Linked DNA regions of Mus musculus: region 1 is linked to region 2. A link is a loop called in an ENCODE intact Hi-C map of the cell type or tissue named here. Cell type or tissue: heart. All regions are shown on one strand. Each heading gives the region's core, and the rest is flanking DNA. Links, peaks and the distances in the headings are about the cores only.

Region 1 (6,073 bases), core at 756-5,755, 98 kb before region 2:
AAGGACTCACTATGAAGCACCGGCTGCCCTGGGATTCCCTGCGGAGCCCAGGCTGTCTTTGAATGCACAGCAATTCTTCTGCATCAGCTTTGGGATTACAGGTGTACCCACCAAGCCCACCTTCACTTTGTTTTGTCTGCTTGCTTGCTTTTGTTCGTGTGTTTATCTGTTGGTTTATCCATTTGGTTTGGGTTTTGTTTGGTATAATTATCGAAGACCATGATCAGTAGGGTCCAAATGGAAAGTACACTGATACACAGTAAGAAGAGAAACTCATGGTGCCACCAGGAAGAATATTGAAGGAAAGTCCTGAAGAGAGGCTGAGGGTGCAGTTCTGTGGTAAACACTTTGTGTAACACAGACAAGGCCCTGAATCTGAGGAAGAGGGGGAAGAATCTTAAGGAATTCTTTATATAATCATTCAATGAATACCATGGGACTGGAAATATGATCTATAATCTATAATCAAGAACAGAATAAGAAGATAGACAGCAGCTGAAGCTAGTAAGGCAGACCTAAACAAAGGAGACGGACTTTATAGGAGGTAGCACCAGTCTTCAAACCCTGATTCTAAACAGCGATCACAAAGACTAATTTCCCAAAAGAAAAGAAAATTATATACATACACACACACACACAGGTGAAAATAATTCTTAAATATATACAAACGCCTAGAAGATTTTCTATTTCTGAAGACTTTTCATCAATATATTTACCCTTTAAAATTATTCAAATCATTTGTATTACTGTGTTTATACATATCTGCATAATATAAGTTGATTCTAGCAATGTACTGTAATCCCCACCCCACCCCCGCGCCCAGCACCCAAATGGAGACCTTTGTGACTGAAGTAATGTAGAATCATCAGAAGCATATATAGCGACAACATAACCACTTGTCTCAAGCTATTCTGTAGAGCCCACGAGATGGTCTGAAACTTAGAGAGTAGAGTCAACTTAATTTAAAAAAAAAAAGAAAAAAAGAAACTTGCAAGCAATATAAAGCTCACATTACAAAAGTAATAATAAACTATATTCTGAGCAAAAATTCATGTTTTTGAATTTTTCTATATAGTATTGCATACAATATCCATTCTCTACAATAAACTTAAAATTTTAATCACTGGGTACCTTTAAATCTTATCTATGCTTACTGACTCGTGCATGAGCATACTTGGAAAGTAATTTCAAAAGGATGTGATTCAATTCAAACCATTAGCTGCTCTGCAGTTCCTCCTCCAGGCAGTGTTCTTTAAATTAGATATGTTATTTGATTCCAGTTCTCAGATCCATAAGCCCAAACCTAACATAATTCATAACATAATTGTGATGCATGCAAAAAAGTACCCTGTTCAAGGGGAACAGTCCGTCTGAACACCCTCAGCAACTGAGACATGACATTTCAGAAACAGCTCATGTTTGCCCAACAGGCAAAGGGCAGCAATTTGCAAGAAAGAGTGAGACCTACCTGAGCAGATAAACAGCCCTGTCAATATCACTGAGATCTTCATCAACAGTCAGTCTTTCTATTTCTTCTGGTGTCTGTCAAGGATAAAATGCAAATTAGGCACACAAACATTTGGTCACTGTTGGCTCCCAAAGACCCTTGAAGACCCTATTGGTAAAAATTCACAATTATAGCAATGACAACTAATCTGGAATCTGAGGATTGTTCTACACCATATTAAACACAGATCTCCAGTTGAGTGCTGAGAGGGGGGACTATCTGTACTCTTCTGCCTTATAGACTGTAGGACCTCAATGGAATCAACTTCATTACACATACATACCACATGTGAACATATTTACCTATATATTCACATATTTTTTTGTCTTCAACGCAGTACCCCAAGCCGCTACAACATTTTCCACACTGGGAAATGCTTTAAAGGGGAGTTGAATAAAACAGAAAGGACAAGCTTTGTAGCTCCTGTTGGGAACCGAATGAACTCAGACGGAAAGAAAATCAAAGGCTCTAGAAAGGTAATGAAGAACTGGCAAGAAGGGTAGGGAAGGGGCCCATAAACTAGGTTTGTCATCTGTGAGGATGAGGGTTGAAACCCCACAAGGCTGGAAAGATGACTCTGCGGGGTTGGGGAGCGAGGTAGGGGGGGAAACAGAAGGTTGACTCCCCTCAAGGGGGCTGGGGAGCAGGGTCCCGCCTACAGTCCTGGAGGACCTGGGAGGAAAAGGATGCATGGTGACTCAGGATGGGAGGCAAGGGTTGAGGAGAAGCTTTCAAACCCTAAACTAGGGCGACTCTGGGAAGGGTGCCTCTCCTTGGAAGGTGAAGGAGGCCATGCTGCACGGGGAGACCCAAGCTTGATCTTATGCAGAGGTGGGGGTAGGACCGTGAAAGGATGGGACCTGAGACGTCCGGGCGAGAGATGGAACTAGGGCTGTGTGAAACCCAGGATGGGCCAGCGACCAGAACCTGGGACAGCACCACGGGCTGAGGAGCTGGCTGCGGAGGCTGGCCCCGAGAACAGCGGCTTGGCCGTTCCTGGGGGAGGCCGGAGCCGGGTGGGGCGCAGGGCTGGCCGCAGTCGGGGGACCAAGTCGGGGGGGCCCGGCTGATTCCAGTTAGTCAGGGGCAGGTTGATTTCAGTTCGGAGACTGGGCTGGCCGTAGTCAAGGGACCCAGCCGGCTCCAGTCAGAGGAAGGGACTAGCCTCAGTCAGGAGGCAGGGCTAGCTCTAGCCAGGGTAAGGGACTGGTTCCAGTCAGGGGTCAGGGACAGGCCGACCCTTGGCTGCGGCAGGGAATGAAGCTCTGAAGCGGCTGCGGTGACAGGGCGACTGGCGCTGGAGCGCCGAGGGGCAGTCGGACGGCGGGCAGCCCTGAGGGGAGCGTCTCTCGGTCCCGCGCACCTTGAGGCTCCGGCGGACCGGCCTCTCGATGATGGTGAGCTCCTGCAGGTCCTCCATGTAGCCAAACAGGCTGTTCTGCCCGAAATCCATCGCGACGCCGGCGTCGGGCGGCGGCGGATGCATGGACCGCCGAGGGGCTCCCTCGCCGGCCCGCCCGAGCGGCCCCGGGATGCCGGACGCGCGCAGCCCCGCGCCGCCCACCAGAAGGACTCTCTGGTCCCGCTCTCGGCCGCGGGGAAGCAGAGCAAGAGGCCGCAGGCGACGAGAACACGAGCGCGGCGGGAGCCGGAGAGCAGCGCACCGAGGGGGCGGGGCGGGTGGAGGGGGCGGGGCGGGTGGAGGGGGCGGGACCAGAACAGGGAGCCGCCTCAGCGGCCGCCTCGGCCCCGCCCCCGCCCGGGGTCTGCGCGCGAGGTAGGACGCAACTGCCGCGCAACGACGCTCCCTGGTCCGGCTCCCTGGGCCCCCGCCCCACCCTTATGGGGCGAGCCCCGCCCCTCGGCGCGTGCGCAGAGCTCTCCGCGTCCCCAGGCGGCCAGGAGGCGGGCCGGGGGCGGGAAATGGGCGCGGGCAGGCTGAGCCAATGAGAGTGAAGCGGGGGAAGTGTGCAGTGTGCTGGGCTCCTCTGCACCTGTGAGAGTGACTTTCTGGTTATTTGGTGGCTGCTCTGCTGGCCTGCTTCTGGTGTAGACAAGCCCCTGCTAACTCAACTCCCGGCCTAGGGACCCTCGAGTGGCCAAATCAAGCTGGTTTAGTGCCTAGTGTGTGCCTGAGGATAGGAGACAGGTATATGCGAATACAGTTCTGCAGTCCTGACGTTGGAAGAAGGAAAATGTCCCAAAATGCCTTCTTTAAAAAAAAAAAAAAAAAAAAAAAAGACCTATACTGAATCCTGAAAAATCAATAAGGATTTACTAAGAGAGGTTACAGCCAGCCCTTTCGGATAAAACTTGGGCCATGATGAGTGCAGCTCTTCTTAGAGAACTGGGAGGTAGTGCTTAGCACAGTGGGTAGAAAGAGATGTGTAAGACCTCGGTGGAGCACTACCTTGCTCTTGCTCTAGGGGAGCACATTGATTCAACTCGCTTACATTTGGTTCTAGTCAAAATAAGACAGGGAAGGGTTGGAGAGATGACCCAGTTGTTAAAAACACTGGCTCCTCTTCCAGAAGACACAGTTTCTATACCTAGCGCTACTGTAGGGACTAGTAAACCCCTGAAAGTCCAATTCCAGGGCCCTCTTTTGACCGCCTGACAATACGCAGACGTGCACAGCCATTTACATAGGTAAAAGTGCCACACCTGACACTCAGTTCCATCCATTGGACACAGTGAAAGAAGGGACTGAGTCTTACAAGTTGTCCAATGACCTCCACACTCACTCCATCTTACAGGCATGCACACACACACACCACACACATGATGTCTCAAAGAGTAAGAACACTTGCTGGGCAGTTCTAAAGAAATGAATTCAGATCCTAGCACCCACATTTAATAATAATAATTTTTAAAAAGCCAGCATGAGCCTGTAACCCCCACACGTGGGGGCTGAAGACAAAAGGACCCCAAGAGCTTGCAATCTGCCTTCCACTTCCATGAGAGACCCTACCATGACGGAGAAAAGCAGGGCAAGACACTGGATAGCTTCCTCTGGCTTCTTCATGAAACAAACCATTAGCTCTCAAAGCCAGGACAAAGGGCCAAGGTGCCTATTTGATACATCCAATCGGACCTGGTCTCCAGGTTCTCCTAGCATCCCTCATTCCCTGCCTGTTAGAGGGTATGGCTAGCACACTCTGCCCTCTACCCTGAACTCCCCAGCCCAGGGGCTGCCTGCCCTTCCCCCCAGAGGCTCTTCCCCATATAACCCAGACATCTTGGTTACTCGCCCTATTTGTACCTTTGACCTGGCCGCTGCACCTGGTTCCCTCTGCCCCTTCTCCCAGCCCTTCCCCCTGCTCACATGGCACAGCTCCATCTGGTCATGTTCACTCTGGATTCTCCCAGAGGTCCCTGCCTCTGGCTATGCTCTGCTACAGATCTAGCATAAACTTTCTCTTCCACCATACTTAGTAGCAGTCATGGCCTTTCCTTTCAATTGCTTGTATACACACACACACACACATACACACACACACACACACACACACACACACACACACACACACAGGGACATACACAGAGGGACAGAAGGGAGAGGAGTAAGTTATGCTGTCCATGCTTCCCCACCTCCTGCCAATCAGCGTGGGCCTGCCTCTTATTCCACACTCTTCTGTTGTGTGAAATTATTAAAAAAAAAAATAATCCACACTATTGCTGGCTTGGCACCGGCTGGCAGTCTCGGTCTGTTCCCAGGCTGAGGTACATAGCCCGGGACAAACACCGAGTGTTTCCCCTTGCCAATGCCTCTCCCACCAAGGCTGGCTCTTGTCTCTTCAGAGCTCCAAAATCACTCTCTCTGACCCAGTGCCTAGCTGCTGCCAAACTGCTGTGTACTCCCAAATTTCCTCAGCTAGCTGGGGGCGCACTCTCACACTCACAGACACACTCTCTTAGGTTTAAAATATGCCCCCGTATATGTACATATCTCAAAATAAATCAAATGGTTTTGGTTTCTGTGTCTGCTTTTACTAAAAGATGAGTGGTAAGAACCCATCCTGTCGCTTAATTTTTCCTCAGCTTAATATCTCAAGTTTAAGTTGTATTAGTTTCCCATCACTCTGCCAAAATATTAGACAGAATCCGTGTAAAGGAAGAAAGACTCAACTGGCTCATGATCCTCAGGTTTATGTTCATAGTCACTTGACTCAATTGCTGTGACTACAGCTGTGGTAGGCCATCATGGTAAGAACTTGTGACAGGACACTGCTTACCTCTCAACCACAGAAAGGGTGGGTTGCCGGAGGTCCTAACTTGTTTCTGATATTTCCAGATAGCATAACTTGTCATGTGGCTCTGTACACCAGTAGTAAGGCATTAATCCTGCTACTGACCAACTCTACTTCTGTCTTAGTTAGGGTTTTATTGTTGTGACAAGACACCATGACCATGGCAACTCTTAGAAAGGAAGACACTTACCTGGGGCTGGTTTACAATTTCAGAGGTTTAGTCCATTATCAACATGATGGGAAACGTGGTGGCAGGCAGGCAGATATGGTGCTGGAGAAGGAGCTGAGAGTTCCACAACTTGATCAATGGGCAGCA
Region 2 (6,073 bases), core at 434-5,433:
ACCAATGTAATAGGCTAGCAATTAAGATGTGAATGCATGCAATAAAGTTCTATTCACTAACATTCTACTGATCTTAAGTTACCTCCTCTGATAAATTTCCTATCCCTCTGAATCCCTGATAAGCACAAAGGAATGAGAGAGGTGGCTTGTCATTGTTCTCCATGTAGACCTGGGTCCCAAGCAGGAGTGTGGGATGGACATGCAGGGCCAGTTACCTCCAATGGGGGAAGCAGCCAAGGTGGAGGCAGAGAACCCAGATAAAATGGTGCCAACCTTCAGTGCTCCAAGTGCAGATGTTGCAGAGCCCAGGGCACTCTGTGTTAACAGGATGAGCCCTGGAGGGTAAAATCACAGATCAGAGAGGGGTCAGAAATGTATCCCTCATGAAGGGACTCAAACCATCATGAAAAGACTGCTGTGGGGGGCTGAGAGTGTCTGCCCTGGGTGACAGAAAGAAAAAGAAGCTACACAAAGATTCTGTATAGATTTAGAAGGGCTGATTTTTTTTATCTTCTTCTAGGGTGGGTTTTTTTGTTTGTTTGGTTGGTTTGGTTAGTTCTTGGGTTTGTTTGTTTGTTCGTTTGCTTTTTTTTTTTTTTTTTTTTTTTTTTTGGTTTTTTTCTGAGACAGGGTTTCTCTGTGTAGCCCTGGCTGTCCTGGAACTCACTTTGTAGACCAGGCTGGCCTCGAACTCAGAAATCTGCCTGCCTCTGCCTCCCGAGTGCTGGGATTAAAGGTGTGCACCACCACTGCCCGGCTTAGGGTGGGTTTTTAAGAGCCTCATTTCTAAGTGTGAGAAAAGTAACGGGGTGCCCTAATGCTATCCATTGAGAATGTTATCCATTGCCCTCTTCAGTCAGGCAAATGATAAAGAAAATCTCCACAGCAGGCTGGAAATTGGGGGCTGAGAAAGAAGATTCGTGCAAGGGAATTAAATAAATAAAATCAGAGAGGCCTTCACAAGCTGGAGGAAGGAGCTAACTTTATTTAAGTCCATACCACGGCTTGTACAGCCAGCAGGACTGACAGTTCCACAAAAGATGAACCTTGTTGGTGAGTCAGTGAGAAGAGATGGGAGGACCCAGCTCCAGACCCCAGGGACCAAAGTTCCAGAGGACGACCCTGTGAAGCAGGTAGGTCTGAGTTTCTAGGGACTCAGACCCAGCCTCATTACACTAGTCTTGGCTCCCTCAGGTATTTTTCAGAGTCAAGACTATGTGGGATGTGAGACAGTGGGCAGCTCTGAGGTCAGGATGCTACATGCTCCATAGCTGTCCCCAGCCCCACCCCCCAGCCCACTCTCCATTCTTCCATGGGCACTCACCCTTCGAACCAGCTAGAATGGTGCCAGAGACTGCCCCTCCAGCTTTGACCATGGCTGCTGAAGATGTCATCTTGGAGACAATGGAAGCCACCAGTGTCCCTGTGCCCGAAAACGCCATGAGGACCAGTTAAGTTTCCAAACAGGAACCGAATCTATGGAGTGAATTGGAGTTTTGATGAGATTGGAGACCAAGAGCTGGATTCCACCAACGAACCTGCAAACACTGAATGGCTCCCGGCTGGAGAGAGAGGCTGCTCAGAATTGGTGGCCACACTGGGCTTGGCCCCAGCCCTAGGGTCTGAGATCCTGCTTCTTGTAGGGATTAAGGAGCCATTTTAGACAGTGCAAGTGATTCACTCCAGGCCAGAAGGCTCCATAGCAAAGACCTTAGGCACCAAACCAGCCTGGTCCAGCTGCTTACAAGTGGCAGGCTGACTACATTACTCTTAACCCTTATAGCTCACTTCACCAACCTCTAGCCTTCAGAGACTAATAGGGCCTGGGGTCCCTTCCTTCTTGGAACACACCCACTATTTGGTTTCAGACCCAAGGACAAGAGACTGAGGTGCATATTTGACATGTCAAAGCAGACCTGACCTCCAGGTTCCAGACCTGGCCTCCAGGTTCTCCCAGCATCCCTCAGTCCCTCCCTGGCATACCCTGGCCCAACCCTTGAACTGTCCAGCCCAAAGGCTGGGCTGCCATAAGCCCAGGCCTCTTCCCTAAATGGTCCAGACATGCTGGTGTCTAACTGTCTCTTCCTGGACTTCTGTTCTCTCTTGGTGCATGCACATGTCTCTGTCTCATCCTCCTATCACCATAATGAGGTCCCTGAACTTGGTCCTTGTGGCCAGTGATCTTGCCTGAGAGCAGCTTCCTGATAAATCTGCCTATATAGAATTAATCTGACTTGAATTATCTCATTGCGCCAGCTTAGGAAAAATAACCCATTACCTTTATAGATAGGTGCCTTTTCAAGAACTAGACGGCTTCTGAGAGAGCCTGTACATTGGCTTCCCTTCAGCCTCTGAGGACTTTTGCCTCCTAGGCCTAGGGGCATCTGAGTAGGGTCTCTGTTCTGGACCTACCCACTGAAGATTTCCTGAAGACCCCAACTGACATCCCCACCCCCACTACTACCAACAGCTGGATCTTGGATTCGTTTCTGGAAAACCCAGTTCATTTCAGAGTGGAAAACTCTACTGTGGTCAAAGAAGACATACCCAATGATGTAAATAAACTAGAGGATGAGATAGGTTTCAATTTCCTCTCCTCCCTCCAGGCCCGTCAAGTCCACTGTGCAGGAAGACACACCCAGTGACTGAAGACAGCTGCTGAAATAAGTTTCGATTTCCCCAGCTCTCTCCAGGCCCGACAAATCCACTCTAGTTGAAGATACACCCCGTGACTGAAGACAGCCAATAAGATAGGTTTCTATTTCCCCAGCTCTCTCCAGGCCCGACAAATCCACTCAGATTGAAGAAACACTCAGTGATGGAAGGCAGCCAATGAGAAAAATTTCCATTCCCACTGCTGTTTTGGCTGGGAAGAAAAATTCACTATTCTTTTACTGAGGGTTCTGAGTGTTAATCGGTTTACAAAGTATTGTAAAATATAACACGTTTGCCAGTGGGTTTTTTTCCTTCCAGTGACAGTGCTGTGGGAGAAACTTGAAGTAATAAAATTGAGGTTGTAAACATTTATTAATAATGTCACTTAGAAAATATTAAGTTGCACGAAGTCGAATTTAATATTAAATTACACAAACTGGAATGTCTCCAATATGAAAGGAATGAAAGTGAAATATCACTGGGTTTCTTATACACTGTAGAAAATAAAATTTTGTACCATGATTGAAGTTTAGGGTGGCTGAGAAGGTTTTTGCTGTTGTTCACCAAGAATGAACCCAAATCTGGCTCCGTTCCTGTAACAACGGGCAACAACCTTGACTCATAATCAGACCTTTGTTCCCTCCCCATATCAAAGAACAGGCTCTAAAGGGCAACTCAAGAGAGCACCTCAAGGTCACAGCCACCTTTAAGTCCTAGTCTGCCATCAAACCCCCTAACCTCTTATTAAGAAAGGCTGAATTCTGCATGCAGGCAAGATAGACCTGGGTTGCAAACATTCAAAAGGAACAACACTGGTGAAATTAAAAATAATTCCGGCAATACCTTTGCTGTATAAATCTCCCATCTGTCCAAGCTGCCTGACTTTCAGTCTCCTGTCTCTGGTTAAATATTCAAAGTGTACCCTGGGGCTGGGACTGAAAGAGACCGAAGGGTGACAGTTCCTGCCGAATGCTAAGCCTATGGTGTAAATAAGTTAGTAAAATCTTGTGTCCAGTTATCTTTGTACATTAGCCAGAGCCTATTATTGTCACTGTTACCACAACTACTAGTTGTAGGCCTAGTAGGAAGCCTTTTCCTTAAAAAAAATGTATATTTATTTTTACTCTTTTATGTGCATGAGTATCGTGTCTGGGTGTATATATCTGTGCACCACACTGTGCTTGGTGTTGGAAGAGGCGGTGAGAGCCATGGGCATCCTGTGCAACAAGAAGTGCTTTTGACTACTGAGCCAACTCTCCATCCCACCTTCTCTTTTCTAATCCTCAAGTGTGTGGATGTTTTTCTCACTGGGAAGGCATATAATTGCTATAACTACAGAATATTCAAAAAGTACAATAAAGGCAAAGAGCTTTGTCCGTCTCACTTCCACCCAATCAGAGGCAAGCATACATTCAATCAGGGGCAAGCGTACATCCACTCATGGGAAGCACACATCCAGACTTCTTTTCTGTCTATGTACTTCCTGCCTAACTTCAATCAAGCACGGCCTGTGCAGTTAGGGCAACCAGTATTGTTTACTGAAGTGAAAACACCAGTGGCTTGTTGTCTTCCATACATATCAACCCCAGACCTTCCAGGAAGTTGTCTGACCTTGGGCAAGTGGGGCTTATAAGATGACAGGATTATTTGATATCACATATAATATATAGTATATATCTCTAAAGCACAGTTCTTTAAACTTAAAACAGAACTTTAGCCCTTAGGAGGGTTATGTCAACAATAAATGTTGTAAAATTTGATAGAATAAGTGAATTTTAGCTAAGGCTAGCCTTACACTAAGCGTGCCTCTAAGGATGACCTTGAATCTTCTGCTTGGGAGAGTGCTGGATTATATGCATATATCACCATGCCTGGTTTCTTCCATAATGAGGACAAAATCCAAGGCTCTGTGTACACTAGGCAAGCATTCTACCATTGAGATGCATCCCCAACCTAGAAGAGTTTTTCTGTAGTATTATTTTGCTAATCATTAGATTATTTGGATTTGTGTCTTTCTCTCTCTCTCTCTCTCTCTCTCTCTCTCTCTCTCTCTCTCTCTCTCTCTTTCTCTCTTTATTTTTGGTTTGGTTTTGTCTTTTGTTTCTCTTCTGTACTGGGACTCACTGTGTAGACCAGACTGGTCTCTGAATCATAGAGATCCACCTGCCTCTGCCTCCTGAATGCTGAGATTAAAAGTGTGCATCACCATGCCTGGCCTGATGTATTTGATTGGACAGTTAGAAGGAGCAGTGGGCATGGTCATGTATCCCAGATATTCCAGTGCTTGTCAATGTGTAGCCTGAAGTTGTAGAGGTCAAGGGCAACCTGGCTTTAATCGCAGGGCCATATATCAGACAGCCAAAGGTTAGTGATGTGTCTTAGTGGTAGATTGCTTACCTTGCATGGACAGAGTTTGTATTAGTCAGGGTTCTCTAGAATCACAGAACTTATGGGTAGTCTCTATATAGTAAGGGAATTTGTTGGTGACTTACAGTCTGGAGTCCAACTCCCAACAGTGGTCAGCAGGGTCTGTGAATGGAAGTCCAAGGATCTAGCAGTTGCTCAGTCCCACAAGGCAAGCAGGTGAAGGAGAGAGAGAGAGAGAGTAAATCTTCCTTCTTCCACTGTCCTTATGTAGGTCTCCAGCAGAAGGTATGGTCCAGATTAAAAGTGTGTGCCACCATGCCTGGATCACGCTTTGTCCCAGATGACCTTGAACTCAGAGATGTCCATGTCTTAATCTTCTGGAATTCATAGCCACTATGCCTCAAGATCTCCATGCCAAGATCCAGGTCAGAAACTTGTATCTCCCAGCCTCCAGATTAGGATCACAGGTGAGCCTTCCAATTCTGGATTGTAGTTCACTCCAGATAGAGTCAAGTTGACAGCCAGGAATAGCCACTACAGGGTTCATCCTCAGCACTGGGAAGAAAGAGAGGAATTTTGTAAGGAGAGCACCAGAGTTTCATACGCCTCTCACTACAAAAGCCAATGAGTAGGGACAGGATTTCAATCTGTAAGCCACCTTTTATCCAAAGATCTGAAGATATGAGAGACTAGCAGGTTAACATAAAAAAAAAACACCTCATTTATTCATTTTATATGTAGAGGTATTTTGCGTATATGTATGTCTGTGTACCACCAGTATGTCTGGTACCCATGAAGACCAGAGCTTGCCATTGGATCCCCCAGAGCTGGAACTACAGTTGGTTGTAAGCTGCCTTGTGGGTGCTGGCAAGTGAACCCAGGTCGTCTAGAAGAACAGCCAATACTCTGAACTGCTGGGCCATCTCTCTAGCCTATACCACGTTGACATTAAAAAAAAGGATCAAATATTCAATCACCAAAACCTGGGGTTGTGTGGGGGTGGAGTTAGGCCATTGGTTAAAGAGCTAGTAATACAAGTGTGAGCACTGTT

The links. Peaks named below come from ENCODE experiments on the same cell type or tissue, not always from the same donor. Only the 100,000 strongest peaks of a DNase experiment are listed, where the experiment ranks them.
Region 1: a loop joins it to region 2, with 2.8 times the contacts of the local background. A loop is called at or near these places in 1 of 42 quality-filtered maps.

The regions. Positions count from the first base shown.
Region 1 is chr12:103,529,540-103,535,612 of GRCm38, reverse strand. Ppp4r4 (protein phosphatase 4, regulatory subunit 4) reads right to left here and starts at 3,048. Exons shown (of 25, transcript NM_028980.3): 1 at 2,871-3,048; 2 at 1,469-1,542. The coding sequence starts at 2,993. In heart, for the core only: no CTCF peak of the experiment used is centred there; DNase peaks (open chromatin) are centred at 2,772 and 3,362; H3K4me3 peaks cover 1,643 bases; H3K27ac peaks cover 1,070 bases; H3K27me3 peaks cover 1,073 bases.
Region 2 is chr12:103,430,825-103,436,897 of GRCm38, reverse strand. It overlaps Ifi27 (interferon, alpha-inducible protein 27), which reads right to left and starts at 2,709. Exons shown (of 6, transcript NM_194067.2): 1 at 2,548-2,709; 2 at 1,325-1,476; 3 at 216-335. The coding sequence starts at 1,442. It also overlaps a transcript of Ifi27l2a not described here. In heart, for the core only: no CTCF peak of the experiment used is centred there; a DNase peak (open chromatin) is centred at 2,677.